Linked DNA regions of Homo sapiens: regions 1 and 3 are each linked to region 2. A link is a loop called in an ENCODE intact Hi-C map of the cell type or tissue named here. Cell type or tissue: K562. All regions are shown on one strand.

The links. Hi-C counts contacts between places; a loop is a spot of excess contacts. Peaks named below come from ENCODE experiments on the same cell type or tissue, not always from the same donor. Only the 100,000 strongest peaks of a DNase experiment are listed, where the experiment ranks them.
Region 1: a loop joins it to region 2, with 11 times the contacts of the local background. A loop is called at or near these places in 11 of 110 quality-filtered maps.
Region 3: a loop joins it to region 2, with 3 times the contacts of the local background. A loop is called at or near these places in 4 of 110 quality-filtered maps.

Annotation. Positions count from the first base shown.
Region 1 is chr11:74,867,130-74,875,129 of GRCh38, forward strand. All of the region lies in intron 10 of XRRA1 (X-ray radiation resistance associated 1), which reads right to left. Among named protein-coding and RNA genes, the nearest start is that of XRRA1, 78 kb to the right of the region's middle. In K562, a CTCF peak has its summit at 3,559 (motif pointing left); a DNase peak (open chromatin) is centred at 3,532.
Region 2 is chr11:74,697,785-74,705,784 of GRCh38, forward strand. CHRDL2 (chordin like 2) reads right to left here. Exons shown (of 11, transcript NM_001278473.3): 7 at 6,702-6,870; 8 at 5,521-5,715; 9 at 5,010-5,183. LOC124902713 reads right to left here and starts at 3,797. Exons shown (of 2, transcript XM_047427990.1): 1 at 886-3,797; 2 at 521-884. The coding sequence starts at 1,040. The coding sequence ends at 560. It overlaps LOC124902714 (a long non-coding RNA gene), which reads left to right and starts at 6,865. Exons shown (of 2, transcript XR_007062777.1): 1 at 6,865-6,999; 2 at 7,625-7,794. RefSeq lists enhancers at 1-39, 1,876-2,376. In K562, CTCF peaks have their summits at 3,728 and 4,777 (motif pointing right); DNase peaks (open chromatin) are centred at 3,747 and 4,787.
Region 3 is chr11:75,245,473-75,253,472 of GRCh38, forward strand. No RefSeq gene overlaps it. Among named protein-coding and RNA genes, the nearest start is that of TPBGL, 8.7 kb to the left of the region's middle. In K562, CTCF peaks have their summits at 140 and 3,364 (motif pointing left); DNase peaks (open chromatin) are centred at 119 and 3,329.

The DNA.
Region 1 (8,000 bases), 170 kb after region 2:
CAGATGAGAAAGAACCAGACAAGAACTCTGGCAAATCAAAAAGCCAGAGTGTCTTTTTACCTCCAAATGACCACACTAGTTCTCCAGCAATGGTTCTTAAACAGGTTGAAATGACAGAAATGGAATTCAGAATATGGATGGGAATGGAGATCACTGACATTCAGGAGAAAGTTGAAACCCAATACAAGGAATCTAAGGAATAAATAAAATAATATGGGAGATGAAAGATGAAATGGCCATGTTAAGAAAGAAGCAAAGTGAGCTGATACAGCTGAAAAGCTCACTTTAAGAATTTCAGAATACAACTGCAATGTTAACAGCAGAATCAACCAAGCTGAGGAAAGACTCAGAGCTGAAAGACTGGCTCTTCAAAATAACTCAGTCAGACCAAAATAAAAAAATAGTAAGGAAGAATGAGCAAAACCTCTGAGAAATATGGGATTATGTAAAGAGACCAAAAATATGACTCATTGGTATCCCTGAAATGCAAGGAGAGAAAGCAAGCAATTTGGAAAACACATTTCAGGTTATCATGCATGACAATTTCCCCAACTTTGCTATAGAGGCCAACATTCAAATTCAGGAAATGCAGAGAACCCCTGTGAAATACTACACAAGAAGACCATCCCCAAGAAACATAGTAATTGGATTCTCCAAGGTCAAAATGATAGAAATGTTAAAGGCAGCTAGAGAGAAAGGACAGGTCACCTACAAAAAAAAACCCATCAACTAACAAACAGCAGACCTTTCAGCACAAACCAGAGGAGAATGGGGGCCTATAGTCAATCTTTTTTTTTTTTTTTTTTTCTGAGACAGAGTCTTGCTCCCGTCATCCAGGCTGGAGTACAATGGTGCGATCTTGGTTCACTGCAACCTCCGCCTCCCAGGTTCAAGTGATTCTCATACCTCAGTCTCCCAAGTAACTGGGATTACAAGCATGCGTCACCGCACCTAATTTTTTGTATTTTTAGTAGAGACAGGGTTTCACCATATTGGCCAGTCTGCTCTTGAACTTCTGGCCTCAAGTGATCCACCTGCCTCAGCTTCCCAAAGTGCTAGGATTACAGGTATGAGCCACTGCGCTGGGCTCAACATTCTTAAAGAAAAGAATTTCCAACCAAGAATTTCATATCCAGCCAAGCTAAGCTTTGTAAGTGAAGGAGAAATAAGATCCTTTTCAGACATGCAAATGCTAAGGGATTTCATTACTATCCGACCAGATATGCCTTACAAGAGGTCTTGAAGGGAGTGCTAAACTTGGAAAGAAAAGACTGTTACCGGCCACTACAAAAACACACTTAAGTAAATAGACCATTAACACTATAAAGCAACCACATGAACAAGTCTGCATAATAATGAACAAATCCTCACATATCAATATTAACTTTGAATATAAATGAGCTAAATGGCACAGAGTGATCAGTTGAATAAAGAAGCAAGACCTGATGGTATGCTGTCTTCAAGAGACCCATCTCACATGTGATGACACCCATAGGCTGAAAGCAAACGGATGGAGAAAAATCTACCAAGCAAATGGAAAAGAGAAAAAAAGCAGGGGTTGTTGAAATTATTCTAAACTCAGACAAAACAGACATTAAACCAACAAAGATTAAAAAAAAAAAGACAAAGAAGGATATTATATAATGGTAAAGAGCTCAATTCAACAAGAACTATCCTAAATATATATGCATCCAACAGAGGAGACCCAGATTCAAAAAGCAAGTTGCTTTTAGAGACATATAAAGAGACTTGGATAAACATACGATAATTGTGCAGGACATGAATACCCCAATAATAATATTAGATCATTGAGGCAGAAAACTGACAAAGATATTAATGACCTGAACTCAATACTTGACCATATGGACCCAATTGACATCTACAGAACACTCCACCCCAAAACAACAGAATATACATTCTTCTCAGCTGCACATGGCACATATTCTAAAGTCAACCACACAATCAGATATAGAACAATCCTCAGTACAATTTTAAAAAAAAATGAAATCATACTAACCACACTCTTGGAGCACAGCACCATAAAATAGAAATACTAAGAAAATTGCTCAAAACCATATAATTACATTGAAATAAACCTGCTCCTGAATGACTTTTGGGTAAATAATGAAATTAAGGGAGAAATCAAGATATTCTTTGAAACTAAAGGAGAACAAAGAGGCAACATACTGATACAGGAGGTAGAAAGAAATTATTTAGGCAGATAGGGTAAAAGAGTCCTCAGCAAAGCTTCCCTTTTAGCAAGAAGCAGCCCAAGAAATTATTTTTTTCTAACAAAGAGCAGCCTGAAAAACTGAGCTGAAAACATAGATAAGCAAGCTGGAAGTTTGCATGGGGGAATGCCAGCAGTTGTGCCAATAGAAAAGGGCTACCTGGGAGCCAGGCATGTCCAACATGGAGGCTCCATCTTTTCTTTTTTTGTTAATATGTGTACAGTAAAGGGATGGGCAACATGGTGCAGGCCAGGCAGAGGACCTGCCTGCATATTAGAAGATTAGTATGGGGGCGACCATTTTTTTGTGCCCTATGCAAATGACAAACCTAGTTCTAATGAGTTTTTCATACCCTATGCAGATGGCACACCTGGTCCAACCAATCTTTCACACCCTATGTAAATCAGATACTGCCTCCTCATCAGGCACCTATAAGAGCCCCTGCATTTAACCACAGATCTGACAAGCCATTTCTCTGGGATCCCCCTCTCCAGCAGAAAGCTATTCTCTTTCACCTATTAAACTTCCACTCTTAACCTCACTCTTTGTGTGCCCAGGTCCTTGATTTCCTCAGCCATGAGACAACAAACCTCGGGTATCACCCCCAACAATGAGGCCACTTCATTGTGGGGCCCATCTGGGATCCAAGGTAGATTCATCAGAAGGGTGAGTATAGGAGCAGACCCCAAATCTTTACTTTCATTTTGGGGCCTTCTGCCCTCCATTTTAAAATAAAACCAAAAACATTCGGTGTCTGATGGCCACCTAGATGCCCTTAGGGAATGCCACCCATCTCAAGACTTAGACAACAGGCTTGCTCGGGAGAACTTAGTGAATCCCTCGGTACCCTCAGGGTGCTGGGAATGTTGACTGTGTTTCAAACCAGTTTCCTTTCATGGAGAGCCTAGCTATTGCATGGGGCTGGAAGAGGTCCAGAGGCAACTGATAGTTCCTGGCCAGGGCTACACCCAGGTGTTACCCGAAGGCTTCTGGATTAACCTCAGACTCTGACTGCCCACTGAGCATCAGTAACAGGATCTCCAAGCTTTTCCTATTGCATTTTTCCTTCTTTCCTGTCGACTGCCATGTCTCCTATCCCCTCTCTGTATGAAATGCTGTGGGAATTTTTACACTTCAGGGAAATAATCCTGTTAGATAGCATCAGCAAATGCCATAGTAACCAGGAATATAATGCAAAGGATTGCCATTTTTGTGATTTTCTAGGAATAGAAAGGATCTCCCTTTCCCTGGCAGTGAGCATCTCTCTCCCCGCTTGCTCTGGAGATCACATGGTATTTCAAGGTCTACAGCACCACCTAGTGGAATAGAAATCCTCTCCATGAGGTACCTTGTCAGCCCTTTGCCTAAACACTCTAGTTTTCCAATTCTCCTCCCCTTTTGTACTCCTCTACTAGAGGCCAGGCTTTATGCTCCTTCTGTGAATGGGAAAACTCAACAATGAGGAGGAAAATGCCCTCCAAAACCAAATTTTAGTTTTGATATTGTCCCATCAGCAGGAAAACCACCATTCAGTTCCTACATTCTTTTAAGGCACTTATTCTGCCTCTCATTAAAATGGTACTTAAATAGTAAGGGGATGTAATGTCTTAAAGTTAACCAGAACCACTGCCTAACAATAAATATTTTAGTCCAGGCCATAATAGCAGTATAGAGCTCAACCCAGTACACTCTCTCCATTAAAGGGCCTTGCAAATACAACTGTTATATAGTCTTTCCCAAGAGCCATCTATCAGGTAGCCACATAGATCACAGAAGTTAGGAAGTCAAAGGGAAATCACCAGTGGAGGATTAGAGTTGCATGGGTGAGTGTGACTAAATCCATCACTTAGCTTCTCTAGATCCATGCCTGAGGGACATGCCTGCATCCAAGAGTAGCACCTTTTAACAGATGCCGAGGCTCAGGGAACCAAGAAGGGAAAACAGTTGGGGGATGCTCCCATTGTCTTCCTGTCTACCTTGGGCCATTCTAAAGGAAGGAGGGGAATAAGGGACTCCTTGTCTCCCCTAGCTTTCTAGCCATCTTTAGCCTGCACCCCGCTCAAGTGCATTCTGAAGCACTGAGACTCCTTTAATCCTGAAACTGCTTTTGCACAAGGGCATGGCCTTCTTACTAGACCTTTGCATGCACTGGACAATCAACCAAGCTCTTTTAGCAGTCATATCAGGCAATCCAAAAGGTAATGATTCCCCAAAACTAAAAAAGCAACTTCAGGCAGCTATTGAGTGTCCCGGCTCTTCCTGTCCCCCTTATTTAGGGCCCCCTCCAACTGTGCCATCAGCTCCTCTAGTTCCACTATCTCCAAAATTCCCCACTCCCCCAGCTTCACTCTTACCCCTGCAGGAAATGACCAATGGAGGTGATGCCACTAGGGTTCAAGTTCCTGTCTCATTGCATGACCTTAGGCAAATAAAGGGATACTTAGGCTGATTTTCTGATGACTCCGATAGGTATAAAGAAGCTTTCCAAAATTTAACTCAGGTGTTTGACCTCTCATGGAGAGATGTTATGCTGCTCCTAAGCCAAACCCTAACCGCAGCTGAAAAGCAGGCAGCTCTGCATGCATCAGAGAAATTTGGAGACAAGCAGTATGTTTCTTACAGTAGGCCAAAAAGGAAAAGAGAAAATAGGGAAGGTGAAGAGATAGGGGAACCATCATTCCCAGTAGAGAAGAGAGGCAGTACCTCTTGACAACCCTGATTTGGAACCCTGATGACTCCACAAATGAATGGAAAAGGAAACACTTATTAATGTGCATATTGGAGGGCCTATAAAGAACTAGGAGAGCCAAACCTCTTCATTACTCTAAACTGTCCAAGATAAACCAAAAGCCAGATGAGAATCCTGCAGCCTTTATGGAAAGGCTGAGAGAAGCACTAATAAAACACACCTCCTTATCCCCTACTCAGTCAAGGGACAGCTAACCCTCAAGGACAAGTTTATTATACTGGCAGCTCCCAATATTAGAAGGAAACTGTAGAAGCAGGCTATAGGACCAGATAGCACCTTGAAAAACCACTTGAGGGTGGTTACCTTGGTCTTTCATAATAGGGACCAGAAGGCGGCCCTGGAGAAAGAGAGGAAACGCGAGAGAAGGCAGAGGCTCTAGTAGCTGCTTTGCAAACTTGCAAAGTCCAGGATCCCCAAGGTGTATCCATTAGTTGCTACCAGTGTGGCAAGTCAGGGCACTTTAAGAAGGAGTGCCCAGGCAGCAAGTAGAAGCCACCCCAACCATGTCCAGCCAGTGGTTGGGACCACTGGAGATCAGACTGCCCCTGGAGATGGAGGTCACTGGGTTCAGAACCAGTCTCACAGATGGTCCAACAGGACTGTTGGGTCCTGGGGTTCAGACCCCTGGCTCCAGCAGCTGAAACTGTCATTACTGCACAGGAGCCCCAGGTGATTCTGAAAATTGAAGGAAGGAAGGAAGGTGGACCTTCTTCTAGACATTGGAACCAGCATCCCTCTTCTCCCTAATCCCCTTTTCCCATAGCATGACCATGATGGGCATCTCAGGTAAAGTTCTAACCTGATATTTTTCTCAACCCCTTAGTTGTAGTTGGGAGGACCTATTATTTACTCATGCCTTCTTACTCATGCCTGAAAGTACCACTCCTTCATTAGGCAGAGACATTTTAGCTTGCATGGGGGCCAGCATCCTTATAGCCCCAAGACAAACTCTTTGTTTCCCCCAGGTGGAAGCTATTATTAATCCAGAAGGGTGAGCAACTCAAGGAAAAATAGGCCAGTTCAGATCCATCTTAAGGATCCCACTGCTTTTCTTAACCAGAGACAATATCCCCTAAAGCCAAGGCTAGGAAGGGGCTAGAAGCCATTATTAATAACCTGAAAATGCAGGGCCTCCTCGAACCTTGTAGCAGCCCCTGCAACACCCCAATATTAGGAGTGCAAAAACCCAATGGAGAATGGAGACTAGATCAGATCCTCCACATCATTAATAAGGCCATAGTTCCAACTCATCCAGTGGTCCCTAATCCCTATACTTTGCTAACCCAAATACCTGAGGGAACTAAATGGTTCAGTCCTAGATCTAAAGGATGCCTTTTTCTATATAGCGTTACATCCTGACTCTCAATACCTGTTTGCCTTCGAAGATCCCTCTGGCCAGATGCCCAGTTAACATGGACAGTGCTGCCTCAGGGATTTTGAGACAGTCCCCACTTGTTTGGACAGGTACTGTCAAAGGACCTCTCTGAGTTTTCCCATCCTCAGGTCAGGGTCTTGCCATATGTAGATGACATACTGTTTTGTGCCCCAACTGAGGAAGCATCTCAGGAAGGCAGTGAAGCTCTTCTTAATTTCTTAGCCAACAGAAGATATAAGGTTTCAAAATCTAACATCAAGCTTTGCCAAACCTCAGTGAAGTACCTGGGTGTAGTGTTGTCTGAAGGGACCAGAGCATTAGGGGAAGAAAGGAGTAAGCCAATTTCCTCCTTCCCCCTCCCTAAAACCTTCAAGCAACTAAGAGGATTTGGGGGCATTACAGGATTCTGCAAACTCATCTTGGTATGGTGAGATAGTTTACCCCCTATATCACCTCATAAAAAAAACTCAAGGCCAGGCACGGTGGCTCACACCTGTAATCCCAGCACTTTGGGAGGCCGAGGTGGGCGGATCATGAAGTCAAGAGATCAAGACCATCCTGGCCAACATGGTGAAACCCCGTCTCTACTAAAAATACAAAAATTAGCTGGGCATGGTGGCACACGCCTGTATTCCCAGCTACCCAGGAGGCTGAGACAGGAGAATCGCATGAACCCGGGAGGTGGAGGTTGCAGTGAGCTGAGATCACGCCACTGCGCTCCAGCCTGGGTGACAGCAAGACTCCGTCTCAAAAAAAAAAAAAAAAAAAAAAAAAAAAAGAAAGAAACTCAAGTGGCTAAAACTCATTTCCTAACCTGAGAACCTGAAGCTCAAAAGGCCTTTAATTAGTTAAAACAAGCCTTACTTAAGGTACCAGTCCTCAGCCTTCCCATAGGGAGGGTCTTCAATCTTTTGTATCAGAAAGGAAGGGAATGGCCCTGGGAGTTTTAACTCAAGCCCGAGGACCAGCTCAACAGCCAGTGGGCTCCCTAAGTAAGGAACTTGATTTGGTGGCTAAAGAATGGCTATCATGCCTCTGAGCCATTGCCAAAGTGGCCCTACTGATACCAGAGGCCACCAAATTAACCCTGGGAAATAGCTTAACTGTTTATACCCCACATAATGTAGCACGATTGCTGTCCTCTAAGGGATGCCCTTGGCTAACAGAAAGCTGACTCCCTAAATATCAGGCTCTGATATTAGAAGGGTCTACAATCCAGTTAAAAACTTGCTCTTGCCTAAACTCAGCCACTTTCCTCCCCAAGGAAACTGAGGAACCTGAACATGACTGTGAACAAGTTGTGGTACAGACCTATGCAGCCAGGGAAGCTCTCAGGGAAACTTCCCTAGAAAATCCAGATGGGACGCTCTTCACAAATGGAAGTTCCTTTGTGGAACAAGGAGTCTGTAAGGTGGGATATGCAATGTACACTCTGAATGACATTGAAAGTGCACCCCTCTCCCCAGGCACAAGCATTCAACTAGCTGAACTGATAGCTCTTACAAGAACACTTGAATTAAGCAAGGGAAAGGTAGCTAACATTTACACAGAATCCAAGTATGCTTTCTTAGTTCTTTATGCTCATGCTGCCATTTGGGAGGAAAGACACTTTCCTACTACTAAAGATAACCTATAAAATACCATC
Region 2 (8,000 bases):
GAAGGAGGGAAAAAGGAAAGGAGGGCAGGAAGGGAGGAAGGAAGGTTGGCTGGCTCATGTGAACTGGTCACGCTTTTCTCAGGGCATAGAACATATGATAAAAATCAATAGGTGTGTTTATTCAGATACCAAAGAACTAGCAAGTGGCAGAGTTACAGTGGCTTGCCTGTGCCCTAGCCCTAACCAAGTACTTGACGTCCCCTGAGGAGGCCAAGCCTTTTCAAATGCCGTTCCCTCTGCTGGAATATCTTCTACTATTGCCTTCTATTTCTACTTTTTTTTCTTTTTTTTTTTTTTTGACGGAGTTTCACTCTTGTTGCCCAGGCTGAAGTACAATGGTATGATCTCAGCTCACTGCAACTTCTGCCTCCCGGGTTCAAGCGATTCTCCTGCCTCAGCCTCCTGAGTAGCTTGGATTACAGGTGCCCGCCACCACACCTGGCTAATTTTTTTTTTTTTTTGTATTTTTAGTAGAGACTGGGTTTTAGCATGTAAGCCATGCTAAACTCCTGACCTCAAATGATCCACCTGCCTTGGCCTCCCAAAGCACAAGCTGGGATTACAGGCGTGAGCCACTGCACCTGGCCACGACTTCTACTATTAGCACCAAATGAACTCCTACCTGTGCTCCAAGCCTTAGCTGGGAAGTCTTCCCTAATCCACCCGAGGCAATTCCTCCTTGGGGCACCCACAGCACCTGGCTTCCATCTGTGATTGTGCCTGTTTCTAATGTGCTCTCATTGTGTCTACTCCTGCTTCCTCTACCAGACTGGGGACTCCCAGAGGGCTCTCCTCTCTGGGTCCCTTGAGCCTGGCCCACATTTGGCATGTAGAATGAATGAATCCCTGGATGGATGGATGGATGGATGGATGGATAGATAGATGAACAAATACACACACACACACACACACACACACACACACACACACACACACACCCCACATACCCAGTCTAGGCCAGGCCCCAAGGGGGAATGAGGTATTAGCTGGATCCCCTGATGTTTGCATCTCATGGGGTGCTGGCCACTGGCACCACACATGGCTCTGAGGCCCTGAGCACATGGGCTGTGAGGCTGCACCAGCTGTTACCCACCAAGGTCTCTGGCCAGAAAGAACAGATGCAACCAGCAAGGCCTCTGCTAGGCCAGCACTGCCTTTAAGAAGACCAAGAACTGGCCCTGCTTATGGGAATCAGCGTGGGATTACCGCCAAGGGGAACAGAAAACCCTAATCCTGGGACTGAGTTCCAGGAATCAGGAAATGTCCAGCACTGTCCATGGACCCCCCCAGCCCAGATGCCAAGGACCAGGATATGGAAGAAACTCCAAAGGCCCAGGGATTATATCATAGCGGCAGGCAACAAGCATGAGATGAGATGGGGATGGGTCCTTCGGCACAGGCCTGCCACTGCATGCTCCCGAGTTACAGAAAAATTGGAGAGAAGGTGGCAGGGATGAGGGCGGGTTCCCACACTGTGGTCTGTAAAGCATTAAAGCATAATTGAAAGGACTGGGTCTCTGGCCTGGAATCAAGAGCTAGCCTGAGGGTCATGGTTGTGCCTCTTGCCCTTTGAAGGGCTGTGGCAGGTCTGAGGGCAGGTAGGCTCTGTGGATCCTCAAAGCAGAGCTGGCACCAATGGGCAAGTCCAGGGACACAGGATAGGCTCAGCTCAGTGTGAAGTCAGATGCCCTTTGGGCTGAGCAATTCACAGTGTTGGAAGTGTGTCACCTATCTGGAGTAGGAGTGGGGGTATGTACAGTCAGGTGCCAGATACCATCAAGCCATCAGGAGGCTGCAGGGGGGCTTCCTTCCTAGACAGGGCTTGGAATTGAGACCCCGACATCCTTTCTACTGTGAAACTTTAGAATCTAAAAGGCCCTTAACCCTAAGCCAACTATCTGGTTAGATTCCTGTGTCTGGGGCTGGCCCCTCGTGGTGTGGCCTCACCTAGCATCTGCCTGCTCACTTTGTTTCCGTTCCTTGGACTGGGGAAACAGTGAGTGGTTCCCACTGACAATCAACCCTGGGTAGTGTTTGTTTTAACTCCCACGGTCTGGGACAGGGAGGGAACAGGGAGGCTGATGGGGCATTTAGGCAACCCACAGGGTGAGGAGATGGGGTGCGGTTTGCTAGTGACAGGATGGCAGGGCCTGGCATTGTGAAGTTGTTTTTCCTTTTCTGCTGGGCCTGGTGACAATGAGATTGGCCATGAGCTATGCCCCCACTGTGCCATCCTGGCACACCTTGGCCATCCTCCCTAAAAGCACGAGGTCACCTCTGTGGAGGTGGCACTGGGGACAGTCAGAGCTGGATTTGAATCTTTGCTTTACTGCTTAAACTGTGTGACTTTGAGTAAGTCATTTGACCTCTCAGACTCAGTTTTCTTACCTGCAAAATGGGGGCATTAATACGTGCCCCTTAGGTTTCTTAAGAGGATTAAATGAGATACATTATACATAGTGCCTGCTACACACCAATCACAGAGCACAGGGCATATGGGCGTGAGCTCTGGAGCCAGCGTTTGAGGCTCTCACTGTCATCCTGGCTGCAGTGTACCCTTTTTGCCTCTTTATTTATTTACTTACTTATTTTAATTTTTAGTGACACTATCTGTTCATTGGCTCTTTACATCATTGAGGCCCATCCTTCACGAAGCCTTCCCTGACCAGCTCAGCTCCCAATAAGCTCCACTGCACCCAGGTCACTAAGCCTCCTAAGGACAGAGGCTGGGGCCTATTATGCTCCATGTCCCGGCACTTAGTTGGGGGCAGCGGAGAGAGAGAGGCCCAGAGTAAACATGTGGCCAAAACCTGCCCAGGGACTGATGGAATCTTTTTTTTATTATTATTATTATTATTATTTTTTTTTTTTTGAGACGGAGTCTCACTCTGTCACCCAGGCTGGAGTGCAGTGGCACGATCTTAGCTCACTGCAACCTCCTGGGCTCAAGTGATTCTCCTTCCTCAGCCTCCTGAGTAGCTGGGATTACAGGCGCCCACCACTATGCCTGGCTAATTTTTGTATTTTTAGTAAAGATGGGGTTTCACCATGTTGGCCAGGCTGGTCTCAAACTCCTGGGCTCAAGCGATCGCCCACCTTGGCCTCCCAAAGTGCTGGGATTACAGGTGTGAGCCACCAGGCCCAGCTGGGACTGATGGAATCTTAAGGCTCAAAAAATTTTAAGGGTTACTGAATCTAACTCCCCAGCTGCAGACGGAATCCCCACCAGCCCCTGCTTGCACGCTTCTCGTAAGTGGAGCTTGCTCCCTCCCTTCCACTGGCAGAAGCCTCTAAGTGTGACAAAGTTCTTCTTCTCTTGGAGCTGAAAGCTGCCTCTCTGCATTTCTCACCAACCTGATATGGTGGAATGAGAAGACTGATATTTTTAGTGCCTCGTGTATGTCAGGGGCTGCACCGATGTCATGTCATTTAATCCTCTAAAAACCCTCTTCCCCACTCTACAGAAGAGAAAACTGAGGCCCAGAGAGATCATGTGACTGCCCAAGGCCACACAGCTAAGATATAGCAGAGTCTGGATTCAAACTGGCAGAGTTAGGATTCGAACCCAAAGCCCCTGCTTGTTGTTTGACTCTTGCGGTCACTCAGAACACAGCTGCTCCCTCTGCCTGGGACAGCCCTTCAGAGCCACGAAGCCAGCAGTCCTGTCCCCCTGAGTCTTCTCTTCTCCAGGCTGAACAGCTCCACTTTCTTCGTCCATTCCTCCTACGACAGGGGGCAGAGTAGAGCAGGGAAAGAGCCGCATCTGACGCCACAAGACATGGGCTCTAGCTCCCGTCCTCCACTTACTGGCTGTGTGGCCTTGGGCCAGGTACTTCACCTCTCTGAGCCTCAGTTTCCTCATCTGTAAAATGGGGATAATAATATCTAACTCTCAGGATCGTTGAGGATCAAATGAGATAGTGAATGTGAAAGCACTTTGTAAACTCCAAAGTGCTACACACATTGGTTATTATTATCATTGTCATTTTTCTTATCATCATTCCCTCTTCCACCCCCACCCCGCCAGCCAAAACCATCAGTAGAGGAAAGGAACTTTAGAGCTAATTCACACTTAAAAGAGTTTAATTTGGATCATGGCTTAACAGTTCACTCTACCCAGAGGACTTATGTTTTACAAGAAAGGCCACGAAACTGAACTTTCAGCAATTTCCTTATCGATGAAAACCTGCTGGGTGTCGTGGCTCACGCCTGTAATCCCAGCACTTTGGGAGGCTGATGCCGGAGGATTGCTTGAGTCCAGGAGTTCCAGACTAGCCTGGGCAACATGGCAAAACCCCATCTCTACAAAAAAAATACAAAAATTAGCTGGGCGTGGTGGCTCATAACTGTGGTCCCAGCTACTCAGGAGGCTGAGATGGGAGGATCGTTTGAGCCCAGGAGAATGAGGTTGCAGTGGAGCCGAGATCATGCCACTGCACTCCAGCCTGGGTGACTGAGACCCTGTCTCAAAAAAAAAAAAAAAGTAGAAAAAACTCCTCTTGACCTTCAGTTGGTGATAGCAGCAGATTGTTGAAGAGGGTGGGTTTCTCACAGAATGAGAACTGTGGTTCTGATGTCCACTTACCTGGGAGTGATAAGATCCACCACCTTAAAAAGGCTGAACACAGCCAGCCTCCAGGCCCTCCTACTCTGAGGATGCTGTGAGGGCCCTCCTGCCTGAGAAGACCCCCGCTCCCAGTGCTAAAATCCTGCCATTAGACATCTGTCTATTTCTCCCTGCCTGGCTCCTCACAAGGTGCAACAGCGCCTTCCCCCCAGGAGAGGGAGCACTATCGAGCCTTGGCATTAGCAGGAGGAGCTTATCAGAATTGTAGAGAACCAGTCAGGCTCACTATCTTCCTGCATCTTGGAATCAGGGGCTCTTAAACCTGGCGGGGCAGCCAGAGGCACCTGATCAGCAAAACGTCCCTAAGGCCCCTGTGGGGTCTGGGGCACGGGAAGGGGGACTGGCCAGAGGTACACCCCACTGGGAGTGGGCCAGCACTCACCTTTTACCAGCTTCCAGAGGTAGATCTCCACCAAGTCCGAGGCCTCGTGTTCCAGGGCAAAGCGACGCAGGTTGTCTGGGCTTGGGGATACCGATGTGTGGACGAGGACCCGGCCCGGTGCCTTGGGACACCTGGTAGAACTGATCTCACTGTGGCCAGGGTCTGCTTTGTCCTCTGGAGAGACAAGAAGCTCATGAAGTGTTCAATAAACGTTGGCTGTACCTCTTCAAAGCTCTAATATTCTAAAATGTTGTGACTTCATGGAATCCGGAACATTACTGATTCTATGTTAACAACCTCTGAATCTATTATCCTGACACCGCATGGTTCTATCCATTTAATATTTTCATCTGACATTTTCCACTCCTGTGTGTCTGACATGCCCTGCATCCTGTGGCACCGATGCATGCCCTTCCATGTCTGAGATGCTCCAAGTGTCTGTGGCCCTGGGGAGAGAGACCCAGGGCTCACTCTGGCCAGCGCCCTCCTTGCTCCCAGTGCCCCTGTGTACCTGGGCAAATCTTGCAGCACTTCCCAGCCACTTTCTCGGGGTGACGGCAGGGGTACTCGGTGGGACAGGTCACACGCTGGCAGTCCTGGCGGCCATCCTCACAGGTGCATAGGATGCAGGGCAAGGGGCCGAAGGCACGGAAGGCCGGGTGCCACACCTCCCCGTGGGAGTACGTCTTCCCGCCATGCACACAGGCTGAATAAGGAGGGTGAGAAGGAAGGAGGATCAGGGCCTCAGACCTGGCCAGGGCCTCTGGTCCAGCAGCGGGTGGGGTGGGCCCTTGGGGAGCCCTCACTTTACCAGTCCTGCCTAGCCACACTGCCTGCAAAGCATAGGCCAGGGTATAAAACCTGTCCCCTCTCCCTGACACTGCCCACTGCAGCACTCAGAGCTGAGATGGGCCCAGAAGGAACTTACTGAAGATGAAGAGTCCTCCCTCACCCTTCAGGGCACTTCTGCGGGAGCAAGGAGAGTGCTGATCTTGTGGTAGGAGAACTGAGGTCAACTTTCGTCATCACCTGGTCATGTGAGCCCTGGCAGGTCCCTTTCCCCCCTCTGCCTCAGTGTCCCATCTGAACAAGGCAGGGCCAGGACTCAGTAGCCCCATAGCTCTTCCTTCTCCAGCCATCAGGGCACCCTGCAAGGAGGTCTCTTTTCTCCCCTTCTGTGGCCATGGCTGCCCATCTGGCCACCTTCTCTACTTCATCCCCACTGTCCTCCTGCAGCCTCGCTCTGCTCCCTCCTTCCTTTGTCAAAAACTGTCCCTCAGCACACTTCCTTATATTAAAGTCATTTATTTACTTGTCTGTCTTCCCAACTAGTCTATGAGCCCCTCAAGGGCAGAGACCATTTTCCATTTCCCATCTATCTGTTCTGTCTGCCCCTCTTCCCAGCAAAGACTCGGTAGATGCTAAAAAAAATCTTGTACTGTTCCAGAACTAGTTGTCTCTTACTCAATACTCTGAACCTCAGTGTCCTCATCTGTCAAATGGGGGTTTGAACCTGATGATCTTTAAGAGCACCCTCATTCAGTTTTGGCGTTCTCCGAGTCTACAAGCTCATGGCCAAGTTGGAATTAGGGAACTGCTGAGGAGAGGGTTCAGGGGGTTGGGGGTGGGAGGTGGGAGCAGTCAGGGCCCCCCTTCCCTGCCTCACAGATTGGAGGAGGGTCCAGTCCCCACCTTTCTTATGTTTCTCCTTCAGGACGATCTTGACAGTTGTGCTGCCTGCTCCCTTGGGTCTGAAGTGGCGAGGGATGAAGCTCAGAGGGGCGCTGAGGCCAGTGGGGGCTGGGGTGCCCGGGCCTCTCTTTCTCCCAGCATCACTGGAACATGGATCCTGAGGATGTCTCTGCAAATGGCAGGAAGGATGAAAGTCACTGACTGAGCATAGCAGGCCCCAGCTGGAGCCAGAACAGCAAGACAGGCTGCAGCAAGAGGCTGTGGGGAGACCCCAGCATGACTTCCCAGAGAAGAGAAGGTAGAGACCAGGGATAGAAAGATCTGGATGAGGTCTAAGATGTTTTCAGACAGTTCGATCTTTGAAAACTCTCAGAGGATAGTGATTTGGAAATCTGGCCTCCACGAAGCCCTTCTTGGGCCTTGTCAGAGCCAGGGGCCTTGGGGTTGGGGTGGGCAGAGGGTGCTGAGGTCTTGATCTGACAGACGTAACTGATCAGGGAGAACTTCATATTTGGGAAACAGAAGGTGAGCATGCAGTGAGGATGCACGGCAGGCAGTTCTCCTTTGCGGAGATTTAGTTGGTGGCTGGACAAGGGGATGGCCCTCTGAAGATGGCATCAGGCAGGCCCCAGAATCCCATGGGGCGTGAAGACCAAGAGCAGGCCCCATCCAGAGACAAAGGGTCTCTGAAGCTTAGGCTCTCTTTCCTGAACCCCTGGGATCCAAAACCCCCAGACCCTGTCCCTCCAGACCAGGTCTTGAGAGGGCTGTCAGTGACAGCAATAGGAGTGTGGCGAGGACAGCTCAGAGTTTGGGGACTGGGCAGCTCCCGGCCACAGGAGAGGAGCAAGTGGGCTTGGGGCAGGGACCAGAGCCTATTACCTCCCTCGCTGACCTGGAGCCACACACATTCCTTCTTCTAGAGCCCATTCCTGCCTGGTACAGTCCCTGCATCAGTTCTCCGATGGCCCAGAGCCTGAGCTCACAAGAGCTCCCAGAGTGGAAACTGTCCCAGGCCCCAGCACGGGCTCAGGCAGATAGGACACTCCTGGGAGATGTGTGTTGAGTGGAATAAAGGCAAGAGGGAATCAAACAGCTCAGTCTCCTAATGCTTGCTCCAGTCACCCAGCCCGTCAGTAAGTAGCTGATCAGAGCCTGGAACTCAGCCTGGGTGGGTTTCACTTACGCACTGCCTCCTAGGAAGAGGACAGGAAGGAAAGTGGAGGGAATGGCTTAGGTCCTGTGGTACCCTCAGCTCTCAGGTCTCAGGCCCCCACCTGAGAAGGCCTTGCCTGGGTG
Region 3 (8,000 bases), 550 kb after region 2:
ATCAGAAGTACCAACTTCTGCAAAGGTCTGGAGGCAGGAAGATCTCATTAGCCTGAGGATTGAAGGCCAGCAATGGCTGGGGGTAGGTAGGAGGATGCGTATGGGGTAGAATGGATCTACTACATTCACCACATTCTCCACTGGGAAGCGCTAGAGGGACCTCTGCCCTTGAAGGAAGAGTCAGGAAGGTAGAGAGGTGTGATGGGGGCACAGGCAACTGCACTGTGCCTCCTGCTTGTAAAGCCTGGTTGTTCCTTCCTTCTGCCCATCCTTTTTGTGCCTGGCCTCATGCTGGGCACTGGAGACACAGAGAGGAATCAAACCAACACCATGGCCAGATGAGGGCAGTGAGAGAAGGGAAGGGGAGGGGAGCCCGGAGAAGCCTTGCAGTAAAAAGTGAGATGGAGCAGCCGACTGGCCCTGCCCAGACTCCCTGACACCATCCACTCCAGACTCTTTCTCAGAAGTGCCAGGACCCCACTAAATGGCCAGCCTCCTCCTCTGATCACACACTGGGAGTGCTGTTGGAGTGTGAGGTGAGCAGAGGCCCAGAGGCCTGGGGCCTGCCTGCAGAAGCCAAATGACAGAGGAAGAAATCTACCTCTAGGATGTCCCCTTAAGGAGCAGGCATGGTAAAGAACAGGAGAGGAGAGGACAGGTGTGTATGACTGTCAGAAACGTGGGAGATGTGAAGCCAGCTGCACACCTGGAGAAATGTGGCAGACTTCCCAGGTTCTGTGACCTCAAAAACACTGTGAAATTGCCTTTCAAAGACGTCTCCTTGAGAAGCCTTTTGCTTCCAAGCCCCCTCACCTACTCACACCCTCAGACCTGGGCTGGGAACCAGGGAGGACCTAGCTAGAGTCGAGAGGACTGGGTTTGAGTCTGAACTCAGCACCTGACTTGTCATGTCACCTAGTCCTTAGCCAGAAATACCAGTTGAGACCCTACTATGTGCCAGGGTCTGGGGATTCAGCAGTGACCACAGCAGAACCAGCCCCTGCCTTCCTGGCCCAGCCTGACACTGTGGCCTCGGACACCCCTGCCTGCCTCTGGCTCCGGGTTCCTTCTGTCCAGGCTGGGGCTGGACTTGTGACCTCTAAAGGCACTGCCTGCTCTCCCTGAAGTCCATCTCCTTCTTCATTAAGCCGCTGCCTGGCAGACTCTCGGCCCTAATTTATGGGTATGGCCTTTCCCAGACTGGGAGAAGTGACGGGGGCAGTTAATATTCCTGTGCTAATAATACACTTGGCTGCCTTCTGAGTCCCCCCTCCACCCTTCACCCCTGCCTCACCACCCCCACCTGCTTCCCTCAGCACTGTCACAGGGCGATTTGCCAGGAGCTGGCCAGGCCCATGCAGACCCTCAACTAACCCTTCATTGGATGGGTGGGGAAACTGAGGCCAAGAGTATGCAGGAGCTCGTCCAGGTCACACAGATTGTCAGGAGCAGATCCCGAGCCCAGGATGCCCCAGGGCTACCCCTGCTCTGCCCTGGGTCTGAGCGTCTGGCAGAGCCACCCCGCCTCCTAACTTGCTATCTCCACCCTGTCAGTGCATCCAGGAGCCAGTCCCAAGCCTGAGGTAGCCTGAAGATGAAAATAAGAAAGTGAGCCGTAGAGGGTTGGAAGGACTCTTCAGCCTCTGTCAGCGGCTCCGGACAGGCCTCAGGAGCCCCATGCCAGCATCTTGCAGGCAGCGGCCCTGCTGGGAGTTATGTCTCCCCTCCCTGAGAGGAGAAAGGGGCTTGTCTGGACCTCCAGGCTCTGAGGTCCCAGGCATTAAACTCATTCTTCCTGAGCTTCTATCATCTGAGCATGAGGCTCACCTGGATGAACCAGATCCTGCTCCTGTTCTCGATCAAGATGGTGACCACACACACAGGACACTGTGATCATGGAAGCACAGGGATCCCAGGGAGGCCCCTAACTTAGGGGATCATCCAAGCTGGCAAACTCGGGAGTGAAAGGGGCCACTATTAATCATTACATTGGAGCAAGAATAAACTAGGACTGGCTGGGTGCAGTGGCTCACGCCTGTAATCCTAGCATTTTGGGAGGCCGAGGTGGGTGGATCACCTGAGGTCCGGAGTTCAAGACCAGCCTGACCAACATGGTGAAACCCCGTCTTTACTAAAAATACAAAAAATTAGCTGGGCGTGGTGGCACATGCCCACTCGGGAGGCTGAGGCAAGAGAATCGCTTGAACCCTGGAGGGGAGGTTGCAGTGAGCCGAGATTGTGCCATTGCACTCTAGCCTGAGCAACAAGAGCAAAAGTCTGTCTCAAAAAAAAAGAAGAAGAAGAAGAAGAACTAGGACTGTACCAAGATGCTGGGCCCTGGACTTCAATGACTTTTGACAAGACCTGGAGAGAAAAGAAAAAGTACTAGACTGCTAGACAAGACCAGCAAATCTACCAGCAATAAATAACGAATACACTCCCCTTCTTTGAACCCTATTTTCCAGCTGCACCAAACTATGGGGATGTTAGTAATAGGGCCCAGCTCTTCCATGCCCTGTGCCTTTGCTCACACAGTACCCTCTGTCTAGGATGCCTTCCCCAACACAGGGAGCACTCAAGACAGCCCAGGAGTCCCCCAGTCTTTATGACCCCGCTGTCTTTCTCCTACTGCTGTACCACCCAGAGCTTTCTTTCTACGGACTGGTTTCCTTGCCTCTTGTCTGCACCAGACCAGAAGCTCCCACAGGACAGAGGCCAGACCCAGTCACTTTAAGTCCCCAGTCAGGGTGCACAGAGATTTGTGAACGCTCTCCCAGCCCCTGCCCCCACAGAAATACAAAACACAGAGGAAGAAGCATCACGCAGGACTCTGTGGCCTACCCCTCTGCACGTTGAATGGGTGCTTCCTTTGACTCCCACAACCCCCCCATCATTAAACTGGGGTTTCGATTATATAAGATCCCAGGATGGCTGACTCCGTTGTCTACAAAGTGAGCGAGCAGAAAGAAAATGCAGTTTTAGAATATGTGGTCATGCAAAACACAATTTAGTCTTAGCCTCTTAACTTTGGCACTGATTTATTTGTTTATTTATTTATGAGGTCGGCCTCTGTCACCCAGGCTGGGAATGCAGTGGCGTTATCATAGCTCACTGTAACCTTGTACTGCTGGGCTCAAGCAGTCCTCCCGTCTCAACCTCATAAAGTGCTGGGATTACAGGCATGAGCCACCGCGCCTGGCTAACTTTGGCTTTTTAATACAATTACAACTTCTGGCCCTGCGTTTGGGATCTTTGTCCAGGGCTCTGTTTGGGCAGCCCCTGCTACTGGCTTAGTCTTGGTTCCTCCCCACAGGGAGCTGCAGCGACATCTATTGGCCGATCCGTGTGGGAGCCGAGTCAGCTTTAACTTTTCTTGGTATACATGCGTCATCTGCTGGTGGAGATGGGAAAGTGCCTTTCTTCGTTCAGTCAACAATCCAACAAGTATGTAAGTGCCTGCTGTGTGCCAAGCACTGTGCTAGGAAGATGAGGATACAATTTTAAAGAAAACTAGAGCCGGGTGTGGTGGCTCAGGCCTCTAATCCCAGCACTTCGGGAGGTCGAGGCCGGCGGATTGCTTGACCTCAGGAGTTTGAGACCAGCCTAGGGCAACATGGCGAGACCCCGGTCTCTACAAAAAATGCAAAAAATAGCTGGGCGCAGGGGCGCCCTCCTGTAATCCCACCTACTTAGGAGGCTGAGACGGGAGGATTGCATGAGCCTGGGAGGTGGAGGTTGCAGTGAGCCGAGATCATGCCACTGCACCCCAGCCTGGGCAGCAGAGTGAGACCCCATCTCAAAAAAAGAAAAAAGAAAAAGAAAAGAAAGAAAACCAATAAGATCTCTGTCCTTATAAAACAGTAATAGTAAAAACTAACACATACAGAATTTACTATGTGCCAGAGATTGTTCTAGGTACTTTATATATATTAATCCATCTTGTCCTGATGACAATTCTGTGAAGCAGTTATTCTTATTCCTACTTCACAAATGAGGAAACTAAGGCACGTAGAGATGAATAATTTGCTCAAGATCACACTCCTAATAAGAGGCCAAGTTAGGCTTAGAACTCAGGCTCTGCTCCAGAGCCCTCTTCTTATTTAGACCATAAACAAGCACGATACTTATGAGGGAAATAAGCAGGGTAATGTGAGAGTGAGTGACAAGGAGAGGTCTCCTTTGAGTGGGGTAAGTCATGAAAGACCCCTCTGAGGGCGACCTACCCTGAAGAATGGGAAGGAACAAGCTATGCAGAGAATCTAGGAAAAGTTAATCCAGGCAGAAGCAGCAGCGAGCACAAAGGTGCTGAGACCAAATACTCAAACATCAGGTGGAAGGCAAGTTCTGGCCACTCTACTCCTACACCTCCCCACACTGTCCTTAGACTCATTCCCCACCTGGTCGCAGCTTGGACTTCTCTCATCTGCATCCCTGCCCCAGCTTCCTCCCTGTTCCCCCAGCCTGCAGCCCCCCTCTCTGGTCCCACACTGCAGCCCACACTGCAGTGAAAATGCGTGAATCTGATCCCTCTCCTTACTCTGCCTAAAACCTGTCCCACTGTCTTCTGGATAAAAACAAAGATCTTTGAGGCCAGGTGCAGTGAGTGGCTCACACATGTAATCCCAACACTTTGGGAGACTGAAGCAGAAGGATCAGAGGACAGGTGTTGGAGACCAGGCTAGGCGATATAGCAAGAACTCATCTCTACAAAAAACAAACAAACAAACAAACAAACAAAAAGCTTTTTTTTTTTTTTAACTGATTATCTGTAACTTCCACCCACTAATCAAATCTCCTGCCAGCTTTTCCAGCTCCCTTCACTCTTGTCACTCCAATGTGGTTATAGTTGCCTGAAGGCCCCAGCTTGTCTCACCCTGAGCCTCCCTGTGTGCTGTTTCTTCTACCTGGAAGGTCTGTAGCCCCTCCTTGCCTACCTAATTCCCTTTTTACCCTTAAAAACTCAGTTCAAGACCAGGTGGGGTGGCTCACACCTGTAATCCCAGCACTTTGGGAGGCCGAGGTGAGCGGATCATCTAAGGTCAGGAGTTCGAGACCAGCCTGGCCAACATGGTGAAACCCCGACTCTACTAAAAATACAAAAATTGGCTGGGCATGGTGGGTGTGTGCCTGTAGTCCCAGCTACTCAGCAGAAGAATCACTTGAACCCGGGAGGTGGAGGTTGCAGTGAGCAGAGATTGTGCCACTGCACTCCATCCTGGGCTACAGAGTGAGACTCCGTCTCAAAAAACAAAAAACAAATAACAAAAAACAAAAACTCAGTTCAAGCATTTCGTCCTCTTGGAAGCTGCCTATTTCTCATCTTGGCCACTCTGGCTAAATGTGAGACCTCTCCTTAGGTGCTCTCATGGCACGCTGTGACTACACAACAGGCCCCCTCTGCAATACTCCTCATCAGCAATTCCAAACCTTTAGCATCATGCCTTATCCCCCAATTAATCTGTAAGCAATTTGACTGAAGGGATTGTCTTTTTTTTTTTTTTTTTTTTTTTTTTCTGAGACTGAGTCTCGCTCTATCGCCCAGGCTGGAGTGCAGTGGCGCAATCTCGGCTCACTGGAACCTCCACCTCCCCGATTTAAGAGATTCTCATGACTCAGCTTCCAGAGTAGCTGGGATTACAGGCGCCCACCACCATGCCCAGCTAATTTTTGTATTTTTAGTAGAGACAGGGTTTCACCTTGTTGGCAAGGCTGGTCTCGAACTCCTGGCCTCAAGTGATCCGCCCACCTCCGCCTCCCAAAGTGCTGGGATTACAGGAATGAGCCACTGCACCCAGCCAGGATTGTCTCATTTAATCTTAGTGTCTTCAGGGCCAGCAGAAGCCCCAACAAATGGTACATGCCCAGTAAATATCGTTTGCAGTTGTGAGCTGTAAATTGCTCCATTTCTTTTTATTGAAATTTATACAAAGTCCACTCTTTTTGGCATACAGTTCTATGAGTTTTGACAATTAAGATATAGAGTGTTCCATTGCCCCCCAAAATCCCTCTTCATAGCAGCCCTCCCCCCAAGTCCAGCCATTGGCAACTACTGCTTTGTTTTCTGTCTCCATCGTTTTACCTTTGACACAGTGTCATATAAGTAGAATCATACATGTTTGTCCTTTTAAATCTGACTTCTTTCACTTAGCATAATGCAGTAGAAACTCATCCATGTTGTAGGTATCATTATAGTTTGTTCATTTTTATTGCTGCGTAGTATTCCATCATATGGTTGTACAATCATTTATCCATTCAATAGCTGAAGAGCATTTGGGTGGTTTCCAGTTTTTGACAACTATGAATATAGCCACTGTAAACATTCATGTACAGGTTTTTGAAGGAATGTCACTTTTTATTTCTTTCTTTATTTTATTTTATCTTTTGAGAAAAGATTTCTCTCTGTTGCCCAGGCTGGAGTACGGTGGTACAAACACAGCTCACTGCAGCTTTGAACTCCTGGGCTCAAGCGATCCTCTTTCTTCAGTCTCCTGAGTAGCTGGGATCACAGGCATACACCACCATGCCTGGCCAATTTTTTCCTTTTTTGTAGAGACAGGGCCTCACCATATTGCTTAGGCTGGTCTTAAACTCCTAGGCTCAAGCAATCCTCCCACTTTGGCCTCCCAAAGTGCTTGGATTATAGGCATCAGCTACTGCACCCAGCCACTTTTTCTTTGAAGAGTGGAACTGCTGAATATTATAGTGAGTATGTTCAAATTTATTATAAGAAACTTCCACATTGTTTTCCAAAGTGTCTGTACCATTTTGCATTTCCACTAGCAGTGTATGAGAGTTCTAGTCCCTCTCCATCTTTGCCGAAACCATTTGTTGAAAACAACAACTGAATTTCCTTTGTGCCTTCGTTGAAAATCAATTGACCACCTATGTGCAGGTCTATTTCTGAATTCCCAGTTCTGTTCCATTGATATAGGTGTCTATTCTTTCACCACTGCCACACTGTCTTGATTACTGTAGCTTTCTAGTAAGTCTTCAGACCAGATAGTAGAGTCCTTCAACTTTGTTCTTCTTTATAAAAATTGCTTGGCTATTCTAGATTTTTTACCTTTCTATATAAATTTGGAATCAGTTTCTCTATGTCTTTAAAAGAAAATCCTACAGAGGTCTTGATTTGTATTGTATTGAATCTACTGTCACTTTGAGGAAGATTGACATAACAATATTGAATCTTCTTAGCTGTGAACATGGTATAGCTCTCAGTTTATTTGGGCCTATTTGATTTCTTTCATCAGTACTTTTTACTTTTCAGCATAGAGATTGTGCACATATTTTGTTAGGTTTGTATCTGAGTATTTCAGTTTCGGGTGCTGTTATAAATGGCATCATCTTTTAAATTTCTATTTCAGTTGTTGCATGTTACTCTACAGAAGTACAGTGGATTTTTGTGTGTTAATCATGTTTCCTGCAATCTATCTAAACTCAGTTATTATTTCTAGTAGCTATTTTTTTGCAGATTTCTTAGGATTTTTAATGTAGATAATCAAGATGTCTGTGAATAGAAACCATTTTCATTTTCTTTTTTTAGAGACGGGGGTCTCTCTTTGTTGCCAGGCTGCAATGCAGTGGTGCAATCATAGCTCACTGCCACCTCTAACTCTTGGGCTTGAGGGATCCTCCCACCTCAGCCTCCCAAGTAGCTAGAATTACAGGCATGCACCACGGTGCCTGACTAATTTTTAAATGTTTTTGTAGTGATGGGGTCTTGCCATCTTGCCCAGGTTGGTCTCAAACTCCTGGGCTGAAGTGATCCTCCTGCCTTGGCTTCCCAAAGTGCTGGGATTACAGTTATTTAGCCTCTGTGCCTGGCCTTATTTTATTTCTTCTTTATAATCAGTAGGCCTTTTCTCCCTTTTTCTTGTCTTATTGCACTGGCTAGGACGTCTAGTATAATGTCAAATAGGAGTGGTGAGAGTAGTCATCCTTGCCTTGTTCCCAATTTTAGAGGAAACGTATTAAGTCTCTCACCATAAACTATGTTAGTA